2 separate regions of the Homo sapiens genome follow, and region 1 is linked to region 2. A link is an interaction called in ENCODE POLR2A ChIA-PET data of the cell type or tissue named here. Cell type or tissue: CD4-positive, alpha-beta T cell. All regions are shown on one strand. Each heading gives the region's core, and the rest is flanking DNA. Links, peaks and the distances in the headings are about the cores only. Region 1 overlaps LOC124904790. Region 2 overlaps CCDC97 (coiled-coil domain containing 97).

Evidence for each region. ChIA-PET counts read pairs that join two places held together with the same protein. Peaks named below come from ENCODE experiments on the same cell type or tissue, not always from the same donor. Only the 100,000 strongest peaks of a DNase experiment are listed, where the experiment ranks them.
Region 1: POLR2A ChIA-PET joins it to region 2 with 11 read pairs; 4 of 35 experiments call an interaction of 5 or more read pairs at or near these places.

The regions. Positions count from the first base shown.
Region 1 is chr19:41,141,617-41,146,987 of GRCh38, forward strand. The region is part of intron 2 of LOC124904790; the gene reads right to left. Among named protein-coding and RNA genes, the nearest start is that of CYP2F1, 30 kb to the left of the region's middle. In CD4-positive, alpha-beta T cell, for the core only: a CTCF peak has its summit at 2,980 (motif pointing left); a DNase peak (open chromatin) is centred at 2,995.
Region 2 is chr19:41,324,844-41,330,193 of GRCh38, forward strand. It overlaps CCDC97 (coiled-coil domain containing 97), which reads left to right. Exons shown (of 5, transcript NM_052848.3): 5 at 1-30. Among named protein-coding and RNA genes, the nearest start is that of CCDC97, 17 kb to the left of the region's middle. RefSeq lists enhancers at 1-618, 619-1,388, 1,717-1,856, 2,799-3,320 and silencers at 258-357, 1,967-2,016, 2,556-3,075. In CD4-positive, alpha-beta T cell, for the core only: no CTCF peak of the experiment used is centred there; DNase peaks (open chromatin) are centred at 1,548, 2,438, 3,088, 4,138 and 1 weaker place; H3K4me3 peaks cover 1,433 bases; H3K27ac peaks cover 2,149 bases.

The DNA.
Region 1 (5,371 bases), core at 218-5,217, 180 kb before region 2:
TAACAAGAGAAAAAGTTTAGCCCAGAGGGTCCATCGGGGAAAATTTTGGGACATGGACCATGAGAGGTCCTTTGGATTCTTAGAAATATCTCTGAATGTCCCACCAAGGAGTTTTGACTTTTTCCTAGGGCCTTTGGAACCACAGGAGATTTAAAGTAGGGGAAGTCACAATCAAATCTGTGCTGTAGAAAAATCACTCTGAAACCAGACACGGTGGCTAATGCCTGTAATCCCAGCCTGGGTGACATAGCGAGACCACGTCTCTACAAAAAATAAGAAAATTAGCTAGGGGTGGTAGCATGAGCCTGTAGCCCCGGCTACTCAGGAGACTAAGGCAGGAGGATCGCTTGAGCCCAGGAGTTCGAAGCTGTAGTGAGCTGTGATTGCACCACTGCACTCCAGCCTGATTGACAGAGCGAGACCCTGTCAAAGAAAAAAGAAAGAAAGGAAAAGGAAGGAAAGAAGGAAGGAAGGAAGGGAGGGAGGGAGGGAGGGAGGGACAGAGGGAATCTCTGGACCTTGAGGGGAATCCACAGAACTGGATCTGCTGACAGATGTTGGCTAAGTTACCAATGGCTCATGGGAACAAGGATATCTATCAGGACATCTACAGGAAAACAGCCTGAAAAATGTCCATATTAATTAAGGTAAAGACCAGGTTGTTGTAACCAACAGATCCCAAAATGCAATCATTCAAATAAAATACAAGTTTCTTTCTTTCTTTTGTGTCCCTCTTGAAGTAGACAGTTAGTCCAGCACTGCAAGGTGGTTCCCCTCCTTGTGGTCAATCATGGACCCAGATTCCTTCAAACTCGTTGCTCTGCTATAGTTCAGTGGTTCTCAAAGTGCAGCCTCCAGACCTGCAGCATCAGCATCACCTTGGAACTTTTTTTTTTTTTTTTTTTAGACAGACAGGGTCTTGCTCTGTCACCCAGGCTGGAATGCAGTTATGCGATATCAGCTCACTCCAGCCTCAACCTCCTGCACCCAAGCAATCCTACTGCCTTAGCCTCCCAAGTAGCCAGGACTATAGGCATGCACCACACACCCAGCTATCTGAAACTTGCTAAAAACTCAAATTCTTAAACCCCACCCCAGACCTACTGAATCAGAAACCCAAAACCTGTGTTTTAACAAGGCCTGCAGGCAATTCTGAGGCATGTTCTCAGCAGAGCATCACTACCCTACAGTATTATCATGATCTTCATGGTCAAAGAGCAGAAGGTTTTGTACAGCTTTTCCCCCCTTTTTTCTTTTCTTTTTTTTTTTTTTTTTTTTTTTTTTTGAGATGCAATTTCACTCTTGTTGCCCAGGCTGGAGTGCAATGGCACAATCTCAGCTCACTGCAACCTCCACCTCCCAGGTTCAAGCAATTCTCGTCTCAGCCTCCGGAGTAGCTGGGATTACAGGCATGCACCACCACACCCGGCTAGGTTGTATTTTTAGTAGAGATGGGGTTTCTCCATGTTGGTCAGGCTGGTCTCAAACTCCTGACCTCAGGTGATCCTCCTGCCTCGGCCTCCCAAATTGCTGGGATTACAGGCATGAGCCACCAAGTCTGGCCCCCTTTTTTCTTTTCTTTCCTTTTCTTTCTTTTTCTTTCTTTTTTTTTTTTTTTTGAGATGGAATCTCACTCTGTCACCCAGGCTGGAGTGCAGTGGCATGATCTCAGCTCACTGCAATGTCCACCTCCCCAATACAAGTAATTCTCCTGCCTCAGCCTCCCGAGTAGCTGGGATTACAGGTGCACACCACCACGCCCAGCTAATTTTTGCATTTTTCATAGAAATGGGGTTTCGCCATGTTGGCCAGGCTGGTCTTGAACTCCTGACCTCAGATGATCCACACACCTCGGCCTCCCAAAGTGCTGGGATTACAGGCGTGAGCCACTGCACCTGGCTGGTTTTCTACTTCTTGAGTCATCCACTCCAGTACAGAAGATGGAAGGGATGGAAGACCTCTGGCTGTTCAAAGACCTCGGACCCAGAAGAAACTTGAATTTTGGGCACACAACATGGGTTACGAGGGTGAGGGAGTCCAGTCTAGCATAATGGTGAGTAAGATGGGTCCTGGAGACAGGCTACCTTATTTTAAATCCCAAATGTGTGACTTTCCACAAGTAACATCTCCTTGAGCCTCAGTTCCCTCTTCCATAACAGGGGAATCATGACAGTATTATCTGTCTCATGGTGTTGCTATGAGAATTCATGGTGTTATGTCCCTGACACGTAACAAGCCCTCAAGTGTTAGTTTAATATTAGTCTTAACATTTTAAGGTTGATAGGAGTGTCTTTTTGTGCCAAGCCTTGCGTTAAAGGATTTTCTACAGTATCACATTGAATCCTCATGGTGTATCCATCATGATTGCTGTATGTTATACAGAGATAGGTTTTGTTAAAATACTCATTTTATAAAGGAGGAAACTGAAGGGCAGACTGGTGAAGTCATTTATATATATCAAAGGAAATATAGATTGTAGGTGCTGGAACTGGAATTCTAACTCAGGTATGATTGACGTAGCCTCAAGTCTTCATCACCTCTCAAGAAAACCAGCTTTCTCCCCGGCATGGTGGTTCACGCTTGTAATCCCAGCACTTTGGGAGGCCAAGGTAGGTGGATCACAGGTCAGGAGCTCAAGACCAGCCTGGCCGACATGGTGAAACCCCATCTCTACTAAAAATACGGGCGTGGTGGCAGGCGCCTGTAATCCCAGTTACCTGGGAGGCTGAGGCAGGAGAACTGCTTGGACCCTGGAGGCAGAGGTTGAGGTGACTCGAGATTGTGCCACTGCACTCCAGCCTGGGCAACAGAGCGAGATTCCGTCTCAAAGAAAAAAAAAGTAATGAAATGAATAAAATGAGTCCTAGAGCCAGTAAATGTCGTAAATGTCTCAGCTAGTCAGGTAGTAAAAGGTCTCAACTAGGCAGTGGCAGAGCAGGATTCAAATTCAGGGCTGTTGTGATGCCTCCGCAGACTCTGAGCGCCACCTGGTGGTAATTTGTCTGTGCCTCTTCTGACGTGGAAGAACAGCAACTAACACACTAACACGGCATTTACTATGGGCCAGCCATTGTTCTAAGTGCTTTACTTAGATTTAGCTTTTTTTTTTTTTTTTTCTTTTTTGAGATGGAGTCCCACTCTGTCTTCCAGGCTGGAGTGCAGTGGCACAATCTTGGCTCACTGCAACCTCTGCCTCCCGGGTTCAAGCGATTCTCCTGCCTCAGCCTCCCGAGTAGCTGGGATTACAGGCGCCTGCCACCACGCCAGGCTAATTTTTTGTATTTTTACAAAATACAAATTACTAATTTTTTGCATTTTCACCATGTTGGCCAGGCTGGTCTTGAACTCCTGACCCCGTGATCTACCTGCCTTGGCCTCCCAAAGTGCTGGGATTACAGGTATGAGCCACCACGCCCGGCCCATTTAATTTAAATTAATTTATTTAATCCCTCCCCTTAACAACCCGCTAAAGCAGGTAAGTTATAATCGGCACCCCTTCCACTTTTCACCCTTTTTTTCTTTTTCATTTCAATATTTTTTGGGGAAACACTTGGTTTTTGGTTACATGGATAATTTCTTTAGTGGCGATTTCTGAGATTTTGGTGCACCCGTCACCCGAGCAGTTTACACTATACCCAATGTGTAGTCTTTTATCCCTCACCCCCCTCCCACCCTTCCCCTCTGAGTCCCCGAAGTCCTCTATATCATTCTTATGCCTTTACATCCTCATAGCTTAGCTCCCACTTATAAGTGAGAACATAGGATATTTGGTTTTCCATTTCTGAGTTACTTCACTTAGCATAATGGTCTCCAACTCCATCCAGGTTGCTGCAAATGTCATTACTTTGTTCCTTTTTATGGCTGAGTAGTATTCCTTGGTGAATACCTACTACTTTTTTTTTTTTTTTAGACGGAGTCTTACTCTGTCACCAGGCTGGAGTGCAGTGGCGCCATCTCAGCTCACTGCAACCTCCACCTCCCAGGTTCAAGTGATTCTCCTCCCTCAGCCTACAGGCACGCGCCACCACACCCAGCTAATTTTTGTATTTTTAGTAGAGACAGGGTTTCACCATGTTGGCCAGGATGGTCTGGATCTCTTGACCTCATGATCCACCCACCTCAGCCTCGCTAAGTGCTGGGATTACAGGCTTGAATGAGCCACTGCGCCTGCACTACATTTTCTTTATCCACTCGAGGGTTAATGGGCATTTAGGTTTGTTCCATATTTTTGCAACTGCAAATTGTGCTGCTATAAACCTGTGCATGCAACTGTCTTTTTCATACAAAGACTTATTTTCCTTTGGGTGGATACCCAGTAGTGGGATTGCTAGATCAAATGATAGTTCTACTTTTAGTTCTTTAAGGAATCTCCACAGTGTTTTCCATAGTGATTGTACTAGTTTACATTCCCGCCAGCCGTGTAAAAGTTCCCTTTTCACCACATCCATGGCCAACATCTATATGTTTTGATTTTTTAATTATGATCATTCTTGCAGGAGTAAAGTGGTATCTCATTGTGTTTTTCATTTGCATTTCCCTGATAATTTGTGATGGTGAGCATTTTTTTCATAGGTTTGCTGGCCATTTGTATATCTTCTTTTGAGAATCGTCTATTCATGTCCTTCACTTTTTACTTTTATTTGAAAAAACTGTTTTATTTGTGGATGATATCAAACATACACAAGAGTAGATATAAGACTACATGCAGCCGGGCGCAGTGGCTCACACCTATAATCCTAGCACTTTGGGAGACCAAAGTAGGCAGATCACTTGAGGTCAGGATTTCGAGACCAGCCTGGCCAACATGATGAAACTCCGTCTCTACTAAAAATACACAAATAATTTGGGTGCAGTGGCACGTGCCTGTAATCCCAGCTACTCGAGAGGCTGAGGCATGAGAATCGCTTGACCCCGGGAGTCAGAGGTTGCAGTGAACCGAGAACGCGCCACTGCACTCCAGCCTGGGTGATACAGTGAGGCTCAGTCTCAAAACAAAACAAAGAAAAGTATATCCATCACCCAGCTTCAACAATGATCAACTCATGGCCAATCTTGTTTCATCTGTGCTCCCAACAACCTCCTTCCCCAACTCCCCAAAAATTGGGATTATTTTGAAGCAAAGCCCAGACCTCGCATAAATTCACCTATAAATGTTTTCACCACATATCTCTAAAATTATCCCATTTTACCACTGGGGAAACTGAGGCATGAAGAAATCACATAACTTAATCAAGGTCACTTTTCTGATAGGAGTTCAGAGCCAGGATCAAAGCCCAGCTCTCTGGTTCTAGAGCCCTTGCCTTTGACTGTCTTGATGCCTCTGGAATCTTAGATGAGAGTCTTTTTTTTTTTTTTTTTTTTGGAAAGACAG
Region 2 (5,350 bases), core at 1-5,000:
CATTTGGTCATTAAATTTGTTTACAATATACTTTGCTATACGTAAATTTGTTGTGTAGGTTTTTAAAAAGCGATGAGAGACACAGAAATTGAGTCAGAATTAGGGTTAGTCAGATGGTCAAGACGTGAGCATCTAGCTGACAGACAGAGGTGGAGCCAGTCCCAGGGACAGGGATTAGATGGGGAGACAGGAAGAGAGGTGGAGACAGAGTGGGGTAGGGATGACGGGAGACACACCCCCTGGTCACTGCCTCTGAGACCTGGGGGTGGTGGGCCCCAGGGCGGGTGCCTCCCATCCCCCTCCCAGTTCTCCCGGGGTCGGGGTAGGTGGAAAGGCTGAGTCAGGGAGGGCGGGCCCCGCTGGGAGACAACCCCTAGGTGGGCATCCGGCCCCCACCCCCGTGTCTCCTGTCCGTCCTGGCCCTGGCCTGGCTCGCTGGCCTGGCCGCCACCCCGCCCCCCACGTCTGACACCTCCATGCGTCCTGCCAAAGCAAGCTGCCTCCCTGCACTCTTCCCCCTCCAGCTCCAGTCACTCTGTCCCTCTGTCCCCCGTCCCTTCTCCCTGCTTCTGTGCGTTTCTTTCCAGCCCTCTGCCTTCCTCCCTCACCGCCACTGCTCTGTCTTCTCGTTCTGTCTCCACACCTCTGGCTGTCGGTGTCTCCCCGTGACTTTCCGTCTCCCCTCTCTCTCCTCCCTTGTTTTTCCCATGCCTCTCCCTCCCTCCCTCCCTCCCTCTCCTCCCCACCTTTTCCACTCCGTGTCCCCAGCCATTCTCCATCTCTGTTCTCAGCTCCTGTCACCTCGTTTCCCCATCCCTTTCTCTGCTGGAGTCTCCCTCTGGGGGGCTCTGTCCTCTCCTCACTTTGCCCTTTCCCTCTCGCTGCTGTGTGTCTTGGCCCGCCCCCCGTGCCCCCCATCTCCTCTGTCTCCCACACTCTGGGAAGCCCGGCTGGGATATCCAGGTTGGAGCCTCACTGGCGGCCACTGGAAACCCAGAATGAGGGGTCATCGCCTCTCGCCCACCCAGAAAGGGCGCAGGAGGGGGCAGCAAGGTTGCGGGGCCTGTCTGGCCAGAAGGAAATGTCTGTGCTGTGGCCTGGTCACCCCCGCCCCCAGGACCTGCTGGGCTGCTGCCGCCCCCGGCCGGGGCTGAGGCCGAGTAAACACAGCAAACACAGCCGCCGGCAGCCTGGGATATTTATACCGAGGCTGGGCGTGGGTCCAGTGCCCACCACAGCCCCTGCCCTGCCCTGCCTTGCCTGCTGCCACAGCCAGCTCCGAGCCAGCGTGGCACCAGCCGGCAAGGGGACGCGCCGCAGACACAGCCTGCGCTGGGTATGGAGGCCAACAGGCACTGGCCGCTCATGATGCAGGCGGCTCCATGGACGCACCCTGTCCCCCTCCCCTGAAAACACCAGCACACAATGTGGACCCACACTCGCAGCTGCTCACAAACACACATCCACCCCTGCTGAGAACGCGAAATCCCCTCAACGATGATGCAAAACAGACCCACACAACTCCACACACTGCAGTCACCAGCCTACATGTGGGAACACAGCATGCAGACACCACCTTAGCACCTGCTCACAGCACCCACAGGCTGGGAACACCAGTCCCTGAGATGGACACACAGCCCCGAAGTACAGCCCTCCCTCACACAGACAAACACTGAGAACCACAGGAAGCATGCTGGATGCACACCACGTAGACAAACATGCTCAGAATACCAGCGACACATGCACTGATCACAGTGCAACCCAGAAACAACTCAACTCATCTGCCTCATATGTAAGAAACACACACGGCCGGGCGCGGTGGCTCATGCCTGTGTCTCAGCACTTTGGGAGACCAAGGTGGGTGGATTACAAGGTCAGGAGTTCGAGACCAGCCTGGCCAACATGGTGAAATCCCATCTCTACTAAAAATACAAAAATTAGACGGGTGTGGTGGTGGGTGCCTGTAATCCCATCTACTCGGGAGGCTGAGGCAGGAGAATCGCTTGAGCCTGGGAGGCGGAGCTTGCAGTGAGACAAGATCGCGCCATTGCACTCCAGCCCAGGCGACAGAGCAAGACCCCGTCTTACACATATACACACACACTCACTCCCCTCTCCTGGAGAAACACCATTCCCACAGATGATTAACATATGCAGAAAACACCACATTTCAAGTCAAACTTACACTTAAAAATGCACAAATTTACACTCAGAAGAACAGTGAAGATGTTGAGAAAAATATCAGACACACAATATGCCCCAGATACATGGCCGACTTGCAGAATCAAACAGTGCCAGAGCATAAAACCCACAGAAAATACAACAGCTTGCCCAGCAGAAATACAAAATGCAGACGCACACCCCAGAAATGCAGCGCAGCCACAAACACACGGAGCTAACACGTGCTGGGGACACACATAGACAAGACCATCCATACCAAACAGCACACAGGCCCCCAGAACACCCATGCCAGACGCAGCTCACGCCACAAAGCTTGGAATCACGCACACAATAAGTTCCTGAACACACAAATCCGAATCCACACTGGAACCTCAAATACTCTGCATGTCCAGAGACTAAGGGGGAAGGGGCTTTCTCTCACCCACCAATCTCCCCACTCCCCCTTGCTGACCCGGGTCCCAGGCCCGTCTTGGGGGCGGGGGAGGGGGCAGGAAGGCCTGAGCTGGCCTCCCCCAGCAGCTTCCTGCCCCACGGGGGCTGGACAGGAAGCTGGGGCTCCAGCCGGAACCCAGGCTCCCCCCACGACTTCCCTCTGTGGCCCCGGGCCGCCTGCAGAGGCAGGGGCGGGGCAGGGGGAGGAAGCGGGGAGCCCCAAACCCCCTGCCCTGCCCCTGCGGTCGGCCACAGGCGGGGGCAGACTTGTCCCGACGGGGCTGAGCCACCCATCGGGCCTGGGTGCCAGGGTGGCAGGGCAGGGGCAGTGCGCACGCGGCCAGAGGAAGGTGCTGAGCCCACAGTTTCCCCTCCCCGCCCTGTGGGGCTGTGCCAGCTCAGCCGGCAGCCCTGGGCAGGTGGGCGGGGTGTGTCATGAGGGCGTGTTGGGCAGGCCGACCACACCGCGAATGTGCAGCCAGCACTTGTCCTCAGGCCGAGGCACGAGCTGGGGCTGGGCATGTGAGGGCCGCGTCTGCCACCCTGGGGGTGTGTCTGCTCCGTCTGGGACCCTGGGTGTGACAGTGTGTCTGGGCGTGACGTGACGGGGTCGCTGCAATCTGTGGGGCCCTGTGGGACTCCCCAGGCTGGAATTGTGCGTGTGTGGCGGAGGGTGTGGGATGTCAGACTGAGTGGGTAAGACCGACCTGCTGTCTGTGAGGTTGTGACGTGTCAGACCTCTGTGTGGGGTGTGTCTGGTGGGACTGTGACAGGTCCGACTGTGGACATGCACCCTGGACCTGTTTGTGACTGTGAACCCATGGAGGAGGAGGTGGCTGTTGAGGGATCCATTTCCTGTCCGGGCTCTGATGCCGTGATGCGTGTGCGTGCATGACACTGTTTGAATCAGTGTCTGGTGTGCGGTGGTTGCGACCATGACCCTGTGGAATATATTTGTATATGACTGTGTTGTGCCAGGTCCCTATTGAAGTCTCTGCTCGTGTTGTGTCCCAGTGAGGCTCCGAGGCTGGGTGGTGTTTACGTGATGGGCTGACACTTTCTCTATTTGTATCTGTGTATATGTGGGCTGCAGCTGCTGCCAAATGACACAGCCCATGTGTTACGGGCCCTGCAGGAATCTCTGTGTGTCCACGGCGGCTCTGAGAGGTGAATATTTGTGTAGTGTGGGGCACCGTCCGTGTTTCCCGCCGTGTGAGTGTGTCTGCATGTGTACACGCACCACATCCTCATAGGGCTGCAGCGATTACAGCCGAGTCACTGTGTCCTAGCTTGTGACTCTGCCTCTTGGGGCCAGACCTCAGCATCTCTATACCTATCCATTTGTTGGCATGTCCTTGCATAGTGAACTCCTGCCTCCCCACTCCTCCCTCAGCCCTGTGTGCTTTGGGACCTGAGGCCAGAGGAGTAACCACATTTCTACCCCTATGCTGAGCTGGGAGGGCCCCAGGTCCCTGGCACCCAGACCCAGTGCTGCCAACAGCTCTCATGCCCACAGGCAAAGGAACCGCAGCACTCATACTGTCCTTCCTCCCAGGACAATCACTGGGTGTGGGGAAGTGAAACCTAGGAGAAAGAGCAGAAACTGAGAGGCAGGAGAAAGAGGAAGCAGGAGAGAATTCACAAGCAGGACCATAGCAGATGGGAAGAAATGGAGACAGCAGAGGGAGACCCACCTGTGGCTGCTGCCATTTCTTGCCTGGACAGCTGGTCTGTCTGTGCTCACCCTCACCCTGACACTTCTGTCCACTCCCAACCATGAGCAAGACGGCGGACCCTCTGAGCGCCTAGGTCAAACCCTGCCATGGCTCCTGTCTTCCTTGAGTGCAAGTTCTTTTTTTTTTTTTTTTTGAGATGGAGTCTCACTCTGTTGCCCAGGCTGGAGTGCAGTGGTGCGACTTTAGCTCACTGCAACCTCTGCCTCCCCTGTTCATGCGATTCTCCTGCCTCAGGCCCCTGAGTAGCTGGGATACAGGTGTGCACCACAATGCCAGACTAATTTTTTTTTGTATTTTTTATTTTTATTTATTTATTTGAGATGGAGTCTCACTCTGTCTCCCAGGCTGGAGTGAAGTGGCGTGATCTCGGCTCACTGCAACCTCCACCTCCCAGGTTCAAGCGATTCTCCTGCCTCAGCCTCCTGAGTAGCTGAGATTACAGGCGTGCGCCACCATGGCTAATTTTTGTATTTTTAGTAGAGACTGGGTTTCACCATGTTGGTCAGGCTGGTCTCAAACTCCTGACCTCGTGATCTGCCCGCCTTGGCCTCCCAAAGTGCTGGGATTACAGGCGTGAGCCACTGCGCCCAGCCTTTTTTTGTATTTTAGTAGAGACAGGGTTTCACCATGTGGTCCAGGCTGGTCTCAAACTCCTGACCTCAAGTGATCCCCCTGCCTCAGCCTCCCAAAGTGCTGGGATTGCAGGTGTGAGCCACCGTGCCCAGTCTTTTTTTTTTTTTTTTTTTAAAGATGCAGTCTTGGCTGGGTGCGCTGGCTCATGCTTGTAATCTCAGCATTTTGGGAGGCCGAGGCGGGCGGATCACCTCAGGTCAGAAGTTCGAGACCAGCCTGAACAACATGGTGAAACTTCGTCTCTACTAAAAAAAAATACAAAATTAGCCGAGCATGGTGGCGCATGCCTGTAATCCCAGCTACCCAGCTACTTGGGAGGCTGAGGCAGGAGAATCGCTTAAACCCGGGAGGCAGAGGTTGTGGTGAGC